Linked DNA regions of Mus musculus: region 1 is linked to region 2. Evidence: chromatin loops called from intact Hi-C (ENCODE). Cell type or tissue: heart. All regions are shown on one strand.

The links. A loop is a pair of places that touch in the nucleus more often than their neighbours do. Peaks named below come from ENCODE experiments on the same cell type or tissue, not always from the same donor. Only the 100,000 strongest peaks of a DNase experiment are listed, where the experiment ranks them.
Region 1: it touches region 2 in a loop (11-fold over the local background); 28 of 42 quality-filtered maps call a loop at or near these places.

The regions. Positions count from the first base shown.
Region 1 is chr8:31,027,120-31,035,119 of GRCm38, forward strand. No RefSeq gene overlaps it. Among named protein-coding and RNA genes, the nearest start is that of Gm32841, 22 kb to the left of the region's middle. In heart, CTCF peaks have their summits at 4,677 (motif pointing left) and 4,888 (motif pointing right); DNase peaks (open chromatin) are centred at 4,842 and 6,392; H3K4me3 peaks cover 1,635 bases; H3K27ac peaks cover 1,023 bases.
Region 2 is chr8:30,836,883-30,844,882 of GRCm38, forward strand. No RefSeq gene overlaps it. Among named protein-coding and RNA genes, the nearest start is that of Gm32735, 75 kb to the right of the region's middle. In heart, a CTCF peak has its summit at 3,415 (motif pointing right); no DNase peak of the experiment used is centred here.

The DNA of each region.
Region 1 (8,000 bases), 190 kb after region 2:
GCCATCAACACCAACTAGAAGCTGCCTGCACTCAACCACTTACCATAGGAAGACCAAGCTACTGCATGGAGAAACTCCTCCTGGTGTTGTCAAGAACAGTAACATCCAATCCACTGAGGAAGAAGGCTTCTCAAGATGTCAGGGCACTGGGATGAAGACACGACAATGTTTGGTCTTGCTAGAGAGCGTAGGTGGAGAGACAAAACTAAAGAGCCCACCACCTAAATCTAAATTCTTCTTCCATCATCTCCTAGCCTTGGAACCTTGGGTAAAAGTTCAATTTTGTGATCTGTAGAGTGGGAAAAATGAGGAGAAGAGGATCAAGCTAGGTAACTCAGGGCAGCATGATGTACGGAAGGCTTATTTAGAAGTTCTTCTGATGGGTTTGCAGCCCCACGGAGGGAGCAACAGTGTCAACAGACCAGACCCCCACCCCCACCCCACAGAGCTCCCAAGGGACTGAACCACCAACCAAAGAATATACACGGAGGGACCCATGGCGCTGGCCACATATGTGGCAGAGGATGGCCTTGTTGTATGTCAGTGGGAGGAAAGGCCCTTGAACCTGAGGGTGTTCAATACCCCAGTGTAGGGGAATGCCAGGGCGGGAAGGCAGGAGTGGGTGGGTAGGTGGGGGATCACCCTCATAGAGGCAGAGGGAGGGGGATGGGATAGGGGGCTCTGAAGGGGAGACCTGGAAAGGGGAAAACATTTGAAATGTAAAAAAAGAAAATATCCAATTTTAAAAAAGTTCTCCTGATGATGCCCAGTGTTTTGTCACAAGTCGTGCCCAGGTGGGTTCTACTAAAGAAAGTGCAGGTTTCTATCTCACTTCCACAGTTGGCATCACCTATCACATCTGTAAATGTTCCAGGAGGAAAGGCTCATAGAGTCTTTAAAACCACATAGTAATTCCCAGCTCACTGCATATTAATTACCATCTTACAGCATCAATCAGTCATACATCCGATGAAGGGGGTGGGGGGGCCCTGATGCTGAGATCAAGTGCTGAAATGCCCCTTCTGTGAATGATCCCTGACCACACCTTATCACCAAGCCTTCTGAGCATTAATGACAATTTCTAAATTACTCAACGTCTCTCCCAACTGCAGTTCCTCCTGCTGTGGGTACAGACAAAGAGGCAAGTAGACTCTCCTACCGGGGATACCTATTCTCAAACCCACTGGATAAAGTCTTCCGACATGACACGCCCTAGCATGGACCACTTTCAGGCTTATCACTTAATTGGCTGCAGTATCTTAAGAGATTTCCAAGCTCCTGGTCTCTGCGTTTATTCTTAGACTTTGAGAAGTTAGTCAGCTTTTCCATGTTGGCTCCATTGAAATATAACCCCACACACACACACACACACTCAAAAAAGAAAGTCATGTGGAGCCCAACAGAATTTCTTGCTAGAGGAATTAGGTGCAGCAAGATGGCTGGCAAGGTGATATCGCTTCATGAAAGCTGCAATTTCCCCGCAATTGATTTCCTAAAGATAACTCACTGTTTGTGTGCAGCGAAAGCTAATTTAACAAGAAAGATGAGTCTCTTCAGAACACCTTGATTGGCAATTGTGATAAATTCCTATAATTACTATTGACTCAGAGGGGGCCTCTCATTTGTTAGGATGCTGCAGAAAATGCAGGTCAGCCATGGCCGTGCAGAGGAAACAGGATACCGCGGCCTCTTCCATCCTTCACAAAAGAAATTTGTGGTGAGGGCTAATAGGGTTACAGATATTTTTGAATCTCAGAGAGACCTCCCCCACCTCCTTTTTGCAAATCCGTGCCTGACTAAAACTTCTCGAAGGAACCATAATTCGTGGAGCAGTCCTTGCTCTCCCAACAAAGATAAAGAATTGGGTCTGGAGTCAGAGAGGGTAACAAAACCTTGGTATTTATGTTTAAAATGGGTAATGTGAAGTAGCTGGCTGAGTCGATTAGAATAAACCCAACATATACCCTGCATCTACTCATAGGATTTATGGATAGTTAAAGCATAAGCAAAAGTCTACATGTGGCTTTAAGTCAAAGGCAAGTATACAAAATTACATGTGCAATATTGTAATCGTCAGCCTTCCACAAAATACTCTGATATGTAACTTAACCGTGAGAGAGGGGTTTGATCATGAAGTCCATGATGCAATGATTGCTTCAGAGCCTCAGGCAAGACAGCATCTAATCGCAGAAGCATGTGTCAAATCGTTCAGCTCGCAGGCAGAGCCTAACAAAAGAGACAGGGCTTCCAGCACTGTGATACCCCCAGCAGCAGTGCAGTCCCCCTCTCCTAAACTCTTCCCACCGGGCCCCACCTCTGACAGGTTCCACTGTCTCCCAAGAGCACCACAGTTGGGAGGTGGCTGTAACCCACGGGCACTTAGGAGACATGTTAGATGCGAACTCCACCAGATCTGATCCCCACCATATAAGAAAGTATGCATGAGAACAGGCGGCAAGGGTATCCTCAGCTGTTAACAGCCACAGTTCTAAGTCTGGGTAGTAGGGGAACTGAAATAGGAAAGAGAGAAGACACTTGACTCTTCAAACAGTCCAAGTTTGGGCTGGAGCAAAGGCTCAGCTGTTAAAGGTTAGGCTCTCAACTGAAAAACCTCCAAGCTCATAATAAGGGCTTACCCCTTGATGCCAATTTGGGTTCGTTTGTATGTGAGAGTTAAAAAACAGAGTAGCTCGGATATGGGTAAACACTACTGTCCTCTCTGACTCATTTCCTGCTTGTGGCTCTACTTTCTGTCCTCTCGCAACTCATTTTGTTTAATGTGTTAGATGTCAAGTATTAATACTTCTGATCAGATTTTATAATGAGGACATTAGCATCCCTAAGTGTTAGCTTGCCATTGTCATAGCACTAGTTCATTATTGTCTTAGCAATAGCTCGACTGCTGGGAAGAGACACCATGACCAAGACATCTCTTACAAAAGAAAACATTTAATTGGGGGCTTGCTTACAGTTTCAGAGGTTTAGTCCATTATCATGCTTGGCAGCAAGCACACACCAGAGTGTAGCAGGAACAGCAGGGCCCGCCTCTATGCAAACACTGGGGGCCAGCCACCCAGCCACAAAAACATCTCCTGCTGAAGAACCCAACTGAGGACTGCCTGAGAGAACAAGGATTGCTGGTGCAGACAATGCCAGTCAATCAGGAACTGCTGTTTAGCATAGATATTTTCTTGGGACCAATGGGGGTGTGGGTGGAGGGTATTAAAGGAGCTTGCAGTGCTCACTTATAAGTATGACAGTCCTCCTTGTTTCTCCCAGAGTTGTTGGGTAGACTGGGCGAGTTGATGACTATGGTGGTCTGAATAAGAATGGGCCCCATAAGCGCATATATTTGGAATGCTAATATATTTGGAAGAAATGTGAGTGTGGGGGGGAGGAGCAGTGCTCAGATGAGCTTGCTGCAGGTTTCTCACCTATTCCCAGAGTCTGTGTCGTTGACTCTGTGCCAACTCATCCCCAAACACCAAGGGCAGGTAGAGTTGGGTGGAGGGCTGTCCAGGGCACAGGCAACATGGAGCACTAACTGAGAGTTACATCCTGGTCCACAGGCAGAGAGAGAATTGACACTGGACATGGTGTGAGCTTTTGAAATCACAAAATCCACTCCCCACAACCTCCTCCCCCCTCCCCCCACACTCACATTTCTTCCAAATATATGAGCATTCAAATATATGCACTTATGGGGCCCATTCTTATTCAGACCACCACAGCCATCAACTTGCCCAGTCCACCCAACAACTCTGGGAGAAACAAGGAGGACTGTCATACTCATAAGTGAGGAAGCTGGCCAGGCCTTTGAGATGTGGGGTGGCTCTCGTGAGGTCTTGGAACATAGTAATTACTTAAATCCAAGTCCTTTATTTTCAAAAGCCAAGACTCTTCCTACAGTTCCATATTACTGTAACCTTTTACCAACTAGGAGAGGAGAGGGCATTTTTCCTGTATTAATTGTTTTCCTGGTATTTAAAATCTGCTACTGGGTATGGCAACGCAGGTTCGTATCTTAGCAAACAGGAAATAAGGGAAGGAGGATCATGAGTGTGAGGACCACCTGGGCCACACAGTGAACTTCAGAGTGGCCTAAAGGATGTAGTAAGACCTCAGAAACCAAAACAGAAAATAATAGAATAAACACTGCCTATCAAAATTCTCCTTCTTAAAGGCTTTGCTATTTCAATACACACATACACCACATCCACTCACCACACACACATACATAAATAAATACATACATATCCTCAACTACACAAACACACACATACACTCACACATAGTTGTTAGGAACATAATAGAAAATATAAGCAAACATATCACTTTGCATGCTGGATCAACAAATATGATTTAAGTGTGCTAAGAGTCTCCATAAAATCTTACTTAACTACACACGGTACTTACTACCCGTTTGAGTCACATAATGAATGTGTCTTTGTTTCTCTTGGCCAAGTTTCTTTCTTAGTTATTTGTTGGGAGTGGGGGAACAAGTAGGGGTGTGAGGGTTTTTGTTGTTTGGGGGGAGTGTTTTCTTATTTTGTTTGGGGAATTTTTTTGAGGTGATGATCAGAATTTGACTCAAACTGGCCATTCTGACATGTTCTCTGGTAGCAGGCTTGGAGACAAAGGCAGGCTGTGCAGCACAGAGCAGAGGCATCGTCTGCCACACCGCCACCTACTGTTTCACCAGAGTAACTACAGCTTCAGCGCAAGTAGGGAAATGAACAAGGGAACAGCGTGGGGGGCGGGGGCGGGGGGGTGAGGAGGCTGGCACAGGTCTTCCTCTGCGATAGAGGACACCAAGCTCAGGTCCTTCCGGGGCCAGCAGGAGGCGCAAAAAGGCCAAGCTAAGAAGGACAAGAAGCCTGAACGGGTGGAAAGGGCAGGACAAGCTGATGCAGGATTCTGGTTTGGGTCCTCCGGGCTACTCACTCCTTTTACATCTATAGAAAAAGGTGTTCCCTGCAGAGCTGGGTGGAAGGAACCCAAACAGAGGCTTCCGGGTGTGAGGGAAGTTGACACTACATCTCAGCTGCAAAGGCAGAGCCTGCACCCTCCCCCCCCCCCCCCGGAAGACCTCAGACCTACACAGTAGTTGCGGGACCTGACTCTCATCCACTGGCATGCATGGTGTACTGTAGCCGACGGCCACTGCATTGAACTGCTGCAAGTGAGCCAGCCTGAGCCCTCAGGATGCTAACCGTAGGCCACCGACCACCACTGTCCAAACCCTCTGTTTTAAATTTGCAATTACGCCAAGGACGCTATCAAAAGGCTGTGCCATCCCAATCGCTTCTCGGTGCACACAGACAACACTCCAGAATCTCTCGAGCAAGCAAAACAGAAACCCTACTCTGTAAACAGCTTCCCACTCACTCCCTGTTCCCCTAAGCCCTGCTGGTCACCATTCTGCTCTCTGTTTTCTATGAATTTGACTACTCGGGAGACCCCCCCATAAGTGGAATCACGCACAATTTGCATAATGAGAAAATAAGACATTTCAAATATATGAAGGTTGCTTTGAATCAGCTTTTTCTAGAACACTCCGAGGAGTACAATTCCCATCTCGCCAAAACGGCTGGCTGTGGGAAGAACTCAATGTCTTTATTTCACCAAATTTTCTATCAGGATGAAGACCAGTTAAGAAAATTAAGATCCAAAGGCTACTCTCACAGACCTCAGAATTCAAGGATTTATATGCTCTGTGCCAATCTAAGAACATGGTTAAAAAAAATTTTTTTTACCAAATATTGATCATCTACTAAGTCATTTTTCTTTCTTTCTTCCCCCCCCCCCCCCCCCGAGACAGGCTTTCTCTGTATAGCCCTGGATGTCCTGGAACTCACTTTGTACACCAGGCGGGCCTCCAACCCAGAAATCAGACTGCCTCTGGCTCCCAAGTGCTGGGATTAAAGGCGTGCGCCACCACTGCCCGGCTAATAAGTCATTTTCAACAGATATGAAAGAACAGAGACAATAAAATACAAAAAATAATAACTTCATCTAAAAACATAATAACTTCATCTTTAAAAAAAAAAAAAAACAGTGCAGATACGGCCAACATAACAAATATTTCCAGAGCGTCTCTCGCCAAGATTTACTACGAATCTTCATCTGTAAATACAATTAAAAGATTTATTTCACTGCAGGCAAGAACTCAGCAAATCCCTGCTTCGGTTTTCCGAAAAAGCCACTCAGGCACTTTCGACAGTGCTGCGGTCTTTGCCGGTACTAGAGGCACATTGGAAATGTAAACTGATTGTAATTGCAATAAGAATAGCCTTTCTCTCCTTAATGAAATTCTGAAAAGCAACAGACTCCTGTAATACAAACAAGCTTGTCTGCCTTGGCATTCACCACGCAGACGCAGCCAACCGTGGCTGAGCAGGATTCCGGTGCTCACAGCGCCACCTGCTGTACAAAAGTGGAATCGCATCCCTCTGAGGCAAAGGATTTAAAAAAGAAAAATCAATTGCCTTGACAAATCGGTGCTGCCCTGTTTGGATAAATAGATCTATTATCCTAAAAGCGCTGTGCATTGTTATAGTAGGTTCCTCTTATAGCTAGCTAAATTCACTGTTTGTTTCACTAAACTTACCTTGTTACTAACAATTTCTCTCTCTTATCCACTTACGTGGTATATTAGTTACTTTTTTCCTTGATTTGTCAAAATATATGATAAAAGCAACTTAAGGAAGGAAGGGTTTGTTCGGCTCACTGTTTGTCTTTGTTAGGGTTACTATGGCTGTAGTGAAACACTATGACCAAAAGCAAGGTGGGGAGGGAAGGGTCTATTTGGCTTACACTCCCACATCCTAGTCCATCATTGGGGGAAGTCAGGACAGGAACCTGGACACAGGAGCTGATACAGAGGCCTACGAACTTTCCACGACACCTCCATCCCTTCAGAACCAGTACCACCATACCTCCTAGGCGACTCTTACACGCTACCAAGTTCAGTGGCCTGCGCAAGGTTCGGCCTTTACAACAACCGCTGGAACACAGTTCCTGTCTGCTGACTGCAAGGAACCACTTCCCAGGAGACTTCACCACAGTGAACCTGGTCTCTTCTTAATTACTGCTCATTTCCTAGCTCCACCTGACCAGCATCTATTGTCCCAGTAAAGCAAAGGTTTCACTCCGACGAAGCTGGTTTCTTGTTCACCACAGCTGACCAGAATGATAGACTCTTAATTCAAAAATAACAAATGGCCCCATAGACTAAACTTTCCAAGTCAGGCCTCTGTCTTCTGCCTTGCTCTCAGTCTTCTTATCTTCAAAGCTCTGACAAAACCAATCCACTGACCCTCAACACGCAACGATTTTTCTCACCCAGAGTTCCAAGGTCCTCCCACAATCTTCCCAAAAACATGCTCAGGTCTGTCACAGCAAAACCGTGCTATGCTGGTACCGATTTCTGTCTTATTTAGGGTTCCTATTGCTGTGATAGAACACCACGACCAAAAGCAACTTGGGAAGGAAAGGGTTTATTCAGCTTACATGTCCACACCATAGTCCATCTCTGAAGAGAGTCAGGACAGGAACACAAGCAGGAACCTAGGGGCAGGAGCAGATGCTGAGGCCACAGAGGAGTGTTGCCACTGGCTGACTCCGCAGGTTTGGTCAGCCTGTTTTCTTATAGAACACAGGACCACATCCAAGGGGTAGCCCCACCCACAATAAGCTGAGCCTCCCAAATCAATCACTAGCGATTCGTCACTAGTAAAAGTAATGTCCACAGGCTTGCCTACAACCTGATCTTATAGAGGCATTTTCCCTACTGATGCTCCCTCCTCTCTGATGACTCTGGTTACCATCAATTTGACATAAAGCTAGCCAGTACACAGTTTGAAAATGGATACAAGCCGGGCAGCGGTGGTGCACGCCTTTAATCCCAGCACTTGGGAGGCAGAGGCAGGTGGATTTGAGTTCGAGGCCAGCCTGGTCTACAGAGTGAGTTCCAGGGCAGCCAGGGCTACACAGAGAAA
Region 2 (8,000 bases):
TGTTTGGTGCATTTGGTGTTTTGATTATTATGTGATGGAAGGAATTTCTTTTCTGGCCCAGTCTATTTGGAGTTCTACAGGCTTCTTATGTGTTCACGGGCATCTCTTTCTTTAGGTTAGGGAAGCTTTCTTCTATAATTTTGTTGAAGATATTTACTGGCCCTTTAAGTTGGGAATCTTCACTCTCTTCTATACCTATTATCCTTAGGTTTGGTCTTCTCATTGTGTTCTAGATTTCCTGGATGTTTTGGGTTAGAATCTTTTTGCGTTTTGTATTTTCTTTGACTTCTGTGTCAACATTTTCTATGATATCTTCTGCACCTGAGATTCTCTCTTCTATCTCTTGTATTCTGTTGGTGATGCTTGCATCTATGACTCCTGATCTTTTTCCTAGGTTTTCTTACTCCAGGGTTGTCTCCCTTTGTGATTTCTTTAATGTTTCTATTTCCATTTTTATATCTTGGATGGTTTTGTTCATTTCCGTCGCCTGTTTGATTGTGTTTTCCTGTAATTCTTTAAGGGATTTTTGTGTTTCCTCTTTAAGGGCTTCTACCTGTTTACCTGTGTTCTCCAGTATTTCTTTAAGGGAGTTATTGTGTTCTTCTTAAAGTCCTCTATCATAGTAGTGAGAAGTGGTTTTAGATCAGAATCTTGTTTTCCAGTGTGATGGTGTATCCAGGACTTGATATGGTAGAAGAATTGGGTTCTGATGATGCCAAGTAAGCTTGGTTTCTGCTGCTTATGTTCTTCCCCTTGCCTCCCGCCATCTGGTTATCTATAGTGCTAACTACCCTTGCTATATCTGACTGGAGCCTGTCCTTTCCATAGTCCTGGTTGTGTCAGAACTCCTCAGAGTCCAGCAGTCTTTATGATCCTTTGATTCTGGGATCCTGGGATACCTGGATTCTGGGTGTGTTAGAGCTCCTGGGAGTGGAGCGTCCTCTGTGTGTTGTGGGACTTGCTGCAGAGTTCGTGCTCAAGGTCTGGACAGGGCTCCAGTCCAGACCAGAAGGAACCTGTGCCACTGGTCAGGCGGGGTTCCAGCATCCCTGGATTCCACTGGTCCCAGTTATTCCAGGTGGTGTTGGGACAGATGTTGTCTCCTCCTCACCTCTGATCCTATGATCCTGGGTGTGTTAGAGTAGCTGGGAGTGGAGCTTCCTCTGGGTGTTGTGAGTTCGTGCCCAAGGTGTACTCAGGGCTCTGGTCCAGACCGGAATGCCACTTTAAACTTTTAAAAAACATTTTTTTTTTTTGGCATGGAAAATGGTTTCATTCCTTACCTTTTATCTTGAAACTGCACTCCCTTAGCAATCTGTTCTTTCAAACGATGACGAGGCATCACCACTTTTGACAGGTGCTAATTTATGCCGCCAAGTCTCTGTTGCTGAACACTTAATTTGGTTCCAATTTTTTGGTAGGATGAGCCGGGCTGTGTCGAATGGCCTTGGAACACTTATCTTTGTGCATACAACATTATTTCTTTGTAGCAAAAGCCTAGAATGAGAATTACTGTATTGACAAAAAAAAAATGTACAATAAATGGCGTTTCATTCAGATTGCCAAATTGCTCTCTAGAAGATTACATAATTTACTTAAAGCAGCTGTGGAAAGAGTTGCGGCTGTGTTGGGCTGGCCCTTTTCTTTCAAAATCTAAGAAGCCTTTCTCCTTAATAACGTTGTCTATTATAAATGTTGTTTTTTAATTAAAAGATTACTTAAGCAACTTTAAACACTACAAAAAATGTGCTGAGTTTTTATTGGAGATGAAGAATTATAAACATAATTTGGATGGGAACCCTTCGGAGCATTTAAAGTTAGGGTTTTCCTTAATTGCCCTTGAGTTTCACCTCTGTTTCTGGCTGGCTACTTTTACCAGAGAGTTTGGGGAGCGGTAACTTCATTTTGTATGTAAGGATATTCCCTAGAAAAGCTGTAGTGTTCAGGAAGAATGTCTCTGGAACACTCCATTGTGACACGTTGAAATCTTGGTTTATCGCTCAGCATATTTATAAGCACAAGGCTGTCATTGCTAGTTTTTGTCAACTTGACACATGCCTAAGACATACTTTGGAGGAGAGGCTCTCAACTGAGGAATTGCCTCCACCCGATTAGCCTATAGGCAAGTCTTTGGGGCATTGTCTCCTTCGCTAACTGATGTGAGAGGGCCCAACCCACTGTGTGCCTTACCAACTCAGTGAGGCCTAGGCAGTTTTAAAAGATAGCTGAATATCTATGGAAACAAGCCAATAAGCAGATTTCCTCTACTATCCATGTTCCAGTTCCAGCCTTGTCTCCCCTCCATGATGGGCTGTAAAACGGAAGATGGCATAAGCCTTTTCTTCCCCAAGAAAGGTCACCGTGATAAGTCACAGCCACAGAATGCAAACAAGCAGCCTCTCCTTCCAGTTCGAATTGAACGTGGGGAACTCGTAGCTCAGATTTCTAATCAGACGACCAAATGGAAGATTGCTCATATGACCTGGTTAAGGAAAGGTATCCGGGTAAGAAAGTAGAGATTCTAGTCCCATGAAACAAAGCGGAAGAGCCTTGGAAATGCACAATAACTGAATTGCTTTAAAATGTTCAGCCAAAGATGAACGACACAATGGAGAGAAGTAAAGTCACAGGGACATAGCTGCATCCAGCCTGCAGCTCCAAGGGGAAGGATATCGGAGCCTCATCCAAATGCTGAGCAGAGAGAGACCCTGGTGAAATGACAGGTAGCTCCCACAGCTTCAAAGTCGATGGCAGGTTTGAGATGATTCCTGAAGCCACAGAGAGGAGACCCGTTTTGTCACTGTCTCACTAAGAGGTGGCTGAGCACCATCTTGACAGTCTATTGTTTAAACTGAGCTACTATTGTAGGAGGCTGAGAACAAAGACACCTAAGTCATTTGCTACAACTCCAGGATGAGAAACAGCCCTGGCTGGTGGCTGTGGAAACCGGAAGGACTGAGGCCGAAAGCTGAAAAGCTCAGGGGGTAGGAGGCTCAACTCAGACAGAAAATGAACATGAAAAGATGGCTTCCTAGCCGACCTCAGCAACTGAGCAAAACCTTGACATCTGATAGCCCAAATTCTCAGGTCAGAGAGTAAATCAACCCCGAAACCACCAATCAGCATTAAACTACTGAAGGTTCTAGAAGTTCTGAGGCTCCAGTGGATCTGTAGATCAGTGTGCTCTAGCAGGAAGATAAATACCTAGCCAGGGTAGGGGTCCGGAGTGAGGCGATTGCAAAGAGAGGCCCTTCTCCTATACAGACCTCCTTGCCTCGCTGCTTCCTCCCGTGCACAACACTGTGCAACTCTCAAGGTAGATCAATAGCCACCCCAGAGGATGCAATCAGAGGGTGGGGACTGCAGAAGAGTGTGAGAACACGCCCAGTCCACAAGCTGCAAAGCAAAATGTGACCAGCAGGGGGCGATAGTACACAGAGAAGGGACGCTCCTGGTGTGAAGAAGACTCTGGCAACCATAGGAAAAGCCTCTTAGGCTGCCCCTGCCCGCACCCTGTGCTATAACCAGCAGTTTCAAAGGAAGAACCTTGGAAGAAGCTATTCAGCATTTCACCCTTTGCTCCTTTTCCTATTATTTTTTTTAATTTCTTGTTTTAAGCCCCCTCGTCGTGCTTTCTCTTGTGTTACTCTGTATTACATTTGGAATGTTTCCTCTTTACTATGTTAAATGTATTTATTACAAAAATATATTTAAAAAATACTATTTTATAATTTCTTTTTTTTAGTTTCCTTTATACACTCATCTTATTTCAACTATGCTGCCTAACTTCGGAGCAAACTTTCTGGTTTTGCTTGTTGTCTTTTCTGACCCTTTATAGTATACATTGCTATAATTTGACATTATCATTCTGGCTCTACATTTCTTTTGGTGCCCTTAAACTTCTGTTTGTTTGTTTGTTTGTTTGCTGTTTTGTAAATTTACTGAGTTTTGGGTTTGGATCTTTCTCATTATGAGAAAATCTTTCTTTGTCCCCACTGTCTTATCCTATTTAATAACCAGTCTCTTCCATGATAGTTCACTGTTCTTTCTGTCTTGAGTTTAACCTCTTTTCTTGCCTAGAGCCCCCCTGATGTGCCTCCTTCTCCTACCTTGTTTGTTTACTAGTTCTGCATCCCCCGAATAATTTTGCTTCAGAACACACTCTACATCATTAGTTTTAGCATTTTCTAGTTGGTGGTAATTAGGGACATATTAGTGCGTTTTAGCTAATTGTACTTTATTTCTCTCTCTTTGGGCGACTTGATGCATTTGCTGGCACCGAAGTTTGTTTTCTCCCTCATGGGTGATCCGAGGGACTAAGGCCTTGAGATTTGTCTGCTCAAGAATATTCTAAAATAAAACCAGAAGAGATATGCAGACTACCAAATAGGTACATTTCAACACGAAACATAAGAAACGTGTAAACAAGGCAAAATGACTCCTCAGGACTATATACTGCAATGGCCGCACTAGATTATATTGAAATAGCCTAAAACTGGAGATTATACTTTTCCTAGCCACTAGCCATGGTGGCTCACATCTCTAATGCCAGCATTATGAAGGTAGAGGGAAAATGGCAGCCGTGAACTCTACTCCAGCTTGGGATACAGAGCCAAGCCTTGACTCAAAACAAAAGCGTGAGAGTACAAAGGGCCTCAAAAGAGATTTAACACATGATCAAAGAGAACACAAACTGCCCCATGAACTAGCCCAGGACCTGGGAAGAAAAGTCAGCAAAATTAATTTTAAAACAATCAGCAAAATGAATTAAAAAAAAAACAGCAAAATGAATGAAAACGTTAAATTAATGGGATGAGAATTCAAGAAGGAAATTCAGATTTGGCAACTGTGTGTGCGAGTGTGAGTGTGTGTGTGTGTGTGTGTGTGTGTGTGTGTGTGTGTGTGTGTGTGTGTGTGTGTGTGTCTTTTGTATCATGGGATCCTCCTATCTGGGAACAGTGGGACCCTCTACTCTCCTATTCTCCAGACAGGACCGGTGAGAGGCTGGGATGACCAAACCTGGGTGCTACTCTTCCATTGGTGGCCTTACCCAGCCCCCTCACCCCCCTCCCTCCCCAAACACTTTTCAATGATCCATCCCAGTAATAAGATCCCTCATTCTTACTTGGCTTTTTTTTTTCTTTTTCACACCTTGCCTCCTCCACCTTCTCCGGAAATGGATTTGAGACGTTTCCAGTAAAAGTGACACAGGTGCTTCTTCACCCACAATTCTCCCTGAGCACTGGGCACACCCACTGACTCCTGACTCCCCTACCCTGTGCTGTCCCCTTTCAGCAAGAAGCAGTGAGACATGGACCAGCCTCCACACACCCAAGGATGTCAGGATGTTATACTGGGCTTGCCCCACCTCCCCGCAAGGTCCGTTCCTCAGTCTCTCTCTAACCGTGCCCACACAGAAGGTGAACAAAGAAGAAAAAAGCACCAAAGGCCCAGCTCTGCATTTCTGATGGCTGTTGCAACCTTCCTGGAAGTTGCCTGTCTTCCAAATTCCTACCTAGGTAACTATAGTTGGACAAAAGCCCAGCTTGTGGCAGACACATCATTTCCCTTTGCCTACAATCCATAAAAAACTTCCTTGCCATAGCCTGCATGAATTCTTCTGTCTCATCTCCTGAGATTGTGTGTGCGTATACATACAGATAGGTAGATAGATAGATAGATAGATAGATAGATAGATAGATAGATAGATAGATAGATAGATAGATAGATAGATAGATAGATGTGTGTGTGTGTGTGTGTGAGGAATGAGGAGCAAGGTCAATGAAATACTTCATCCAAACATCAGAATGGAAAAAAAATAGTTGGAGCAACATCCAAAAACTCTGAAATATGTTCACTAAACAATAAATAAAAATAAAGAGAATAGAAGGAGCTGAGACACAAGTTTATACATATATAGTTATAACAAAGGAGAGAAGAGAACATGGAACACAAGAAGCTTTGGGACTCCTATACAGATGTGATGAGAGAATAACTTCTCCATAACGTGTTATCATCAAGGTGACAAATGTACAAAACAACATGAAAGGACCTAAGTACAGAGCACTGACTCCCCACCAAGGACAAACTCATCAGAATGTCATGAGCCCTTGTGAGCAAACCTAAAAGGAGAGAAGCATAGGATGACAGACTTCAAGCAACTAAAGTAGATAGCTATCAAGCCAAGATTGCTATGTCCAGGATAGCTATCTCTTGATAGAGATAGTGACGGAGAAATGAAGACATTTCAAGACAAGCATGAAGTAGGGCAGTCTGTGACTTCTAAGTAAGTACTGTAGGAGATCATTAAAGATTGCAACAGACAGAAGAGGAATAAAGACAGTTTCTATCGCAAGAGAACAAAACAGAATGGATTTCATGCGAAAAATAAAAAAGAAAAGATATGGGGAGGAATCAATAATAGTTAGCAAAAAAGAAAGAAAAAAAAAGTAAACCCATAACACTAATGAAAGAGAATGAAATGCACAAACAATAATCTATCAAACCAGGAAATAATCAACAAAATTACAGAAATTAGTAAGTAGCCCCCAATAATAACTTCAAAGGTGAATAACTCAATTCATGAACAAGAAGACTCAAATGTTTAAACTTAGGGGTGGCTTTTACTTTTCTATCATATATTACACCCCTCCTCTCTGCCAGTCTCTCCTCCCACCTCACCTCTCCCCCAGAAACACCTCCTTGCCTAAATGCCATCCAATTATGTATCTTAAAAGGATTCATACTTCACCAGCAAAGACATCATCAACAGTCAATGGATAATAGTTACTGTTTAGCAAATGGAAGCCAAGAATAGTTCAGTGTACCTAATTTTAATATCTGAAAAACTAGACTTCAAACAAAAAATAATTAGAAGAAAATGAAGAAGGCCACTACATATAAGTATAGGAGATCGTTCATCAAGAAGATGTAATGATTATAAATGTATAATGCTAAATATTGAAGTTCCCAAATTTGTAAAACAAAGCCTGACAGAAATACCCATCTTTACTAACCCATTCTCACCTTCAGATAGGTCAGCCAAGTTAGCAGTCAGTAAAGAAATTGCAGAGCTAAACTATTCTGTAGATCAAATGAGTTTAACAAATATATACAGAATCTCTCTCCCAACAAATACAGAATTCACATTCTTCTCAGCAACACACGGAATCTTCTCTAAAAATAGGCCACACTTCTATCCACAAAATAAGTCTTAACAAAAATAAAAGGTTAAAATAATCTTTAGGATCTTGCCAGCTTATAATGAAATAAAACTAGATATAAATACTAAGAATAGCTACAGAAATTGCATATAGATATGTTACAGGGAGATTTTAAAATGTAATCTTGAATGATCAGCATACCACTGAAGAAATCAGGGAGGGAATTTTATTTTTTTTCCTAAAATAAAATGAAAATAAAAGTAGTTTATCAGAATATTAGGAAATAGCTAAAACAGTAATAAAGAAAATTTATACACATATATACTAAAGTTTTGTGTATATTTATATATTCCTTAAAAATCATAGAGCTCAATAAATAACCTAATGATACAACCTAAGGGTTTTTTAAAATTAGGTATTTTCTTCATTTACATTTCCAATGCTATCTCAAAAGTCCCCCATACCCTCCACCCCACTCCCCTACCCACCCACTCCCACTTCTTGGCCCTGGCAGTCCCCTGTACTGAGGCATATAAAGTTTTCAAGACTAATGGGCCTCTCTTTCCAGTGATGGCCGACTAGGCCATCTTCTGATGGATATGCAGCTGGAGACACGAGCTCTGGGGGGTACTGGACACTGTTAGTTCATAGTGTTGTTCCACCTACAGGGTTGCAGATCCCTTTAGCTCCTTGGGTAATTTCTCTAGCTCCTCCATTGGGGGCCCTGTGATCCATCCAATAGCTGACTGTGATCATCCACTTGTGTGTTTGCTAGGCCCCAGCATAGTCTCACAAGAGACAGCTATATCAGGGTCTTTTCAGCAAAATCTTGCTAGT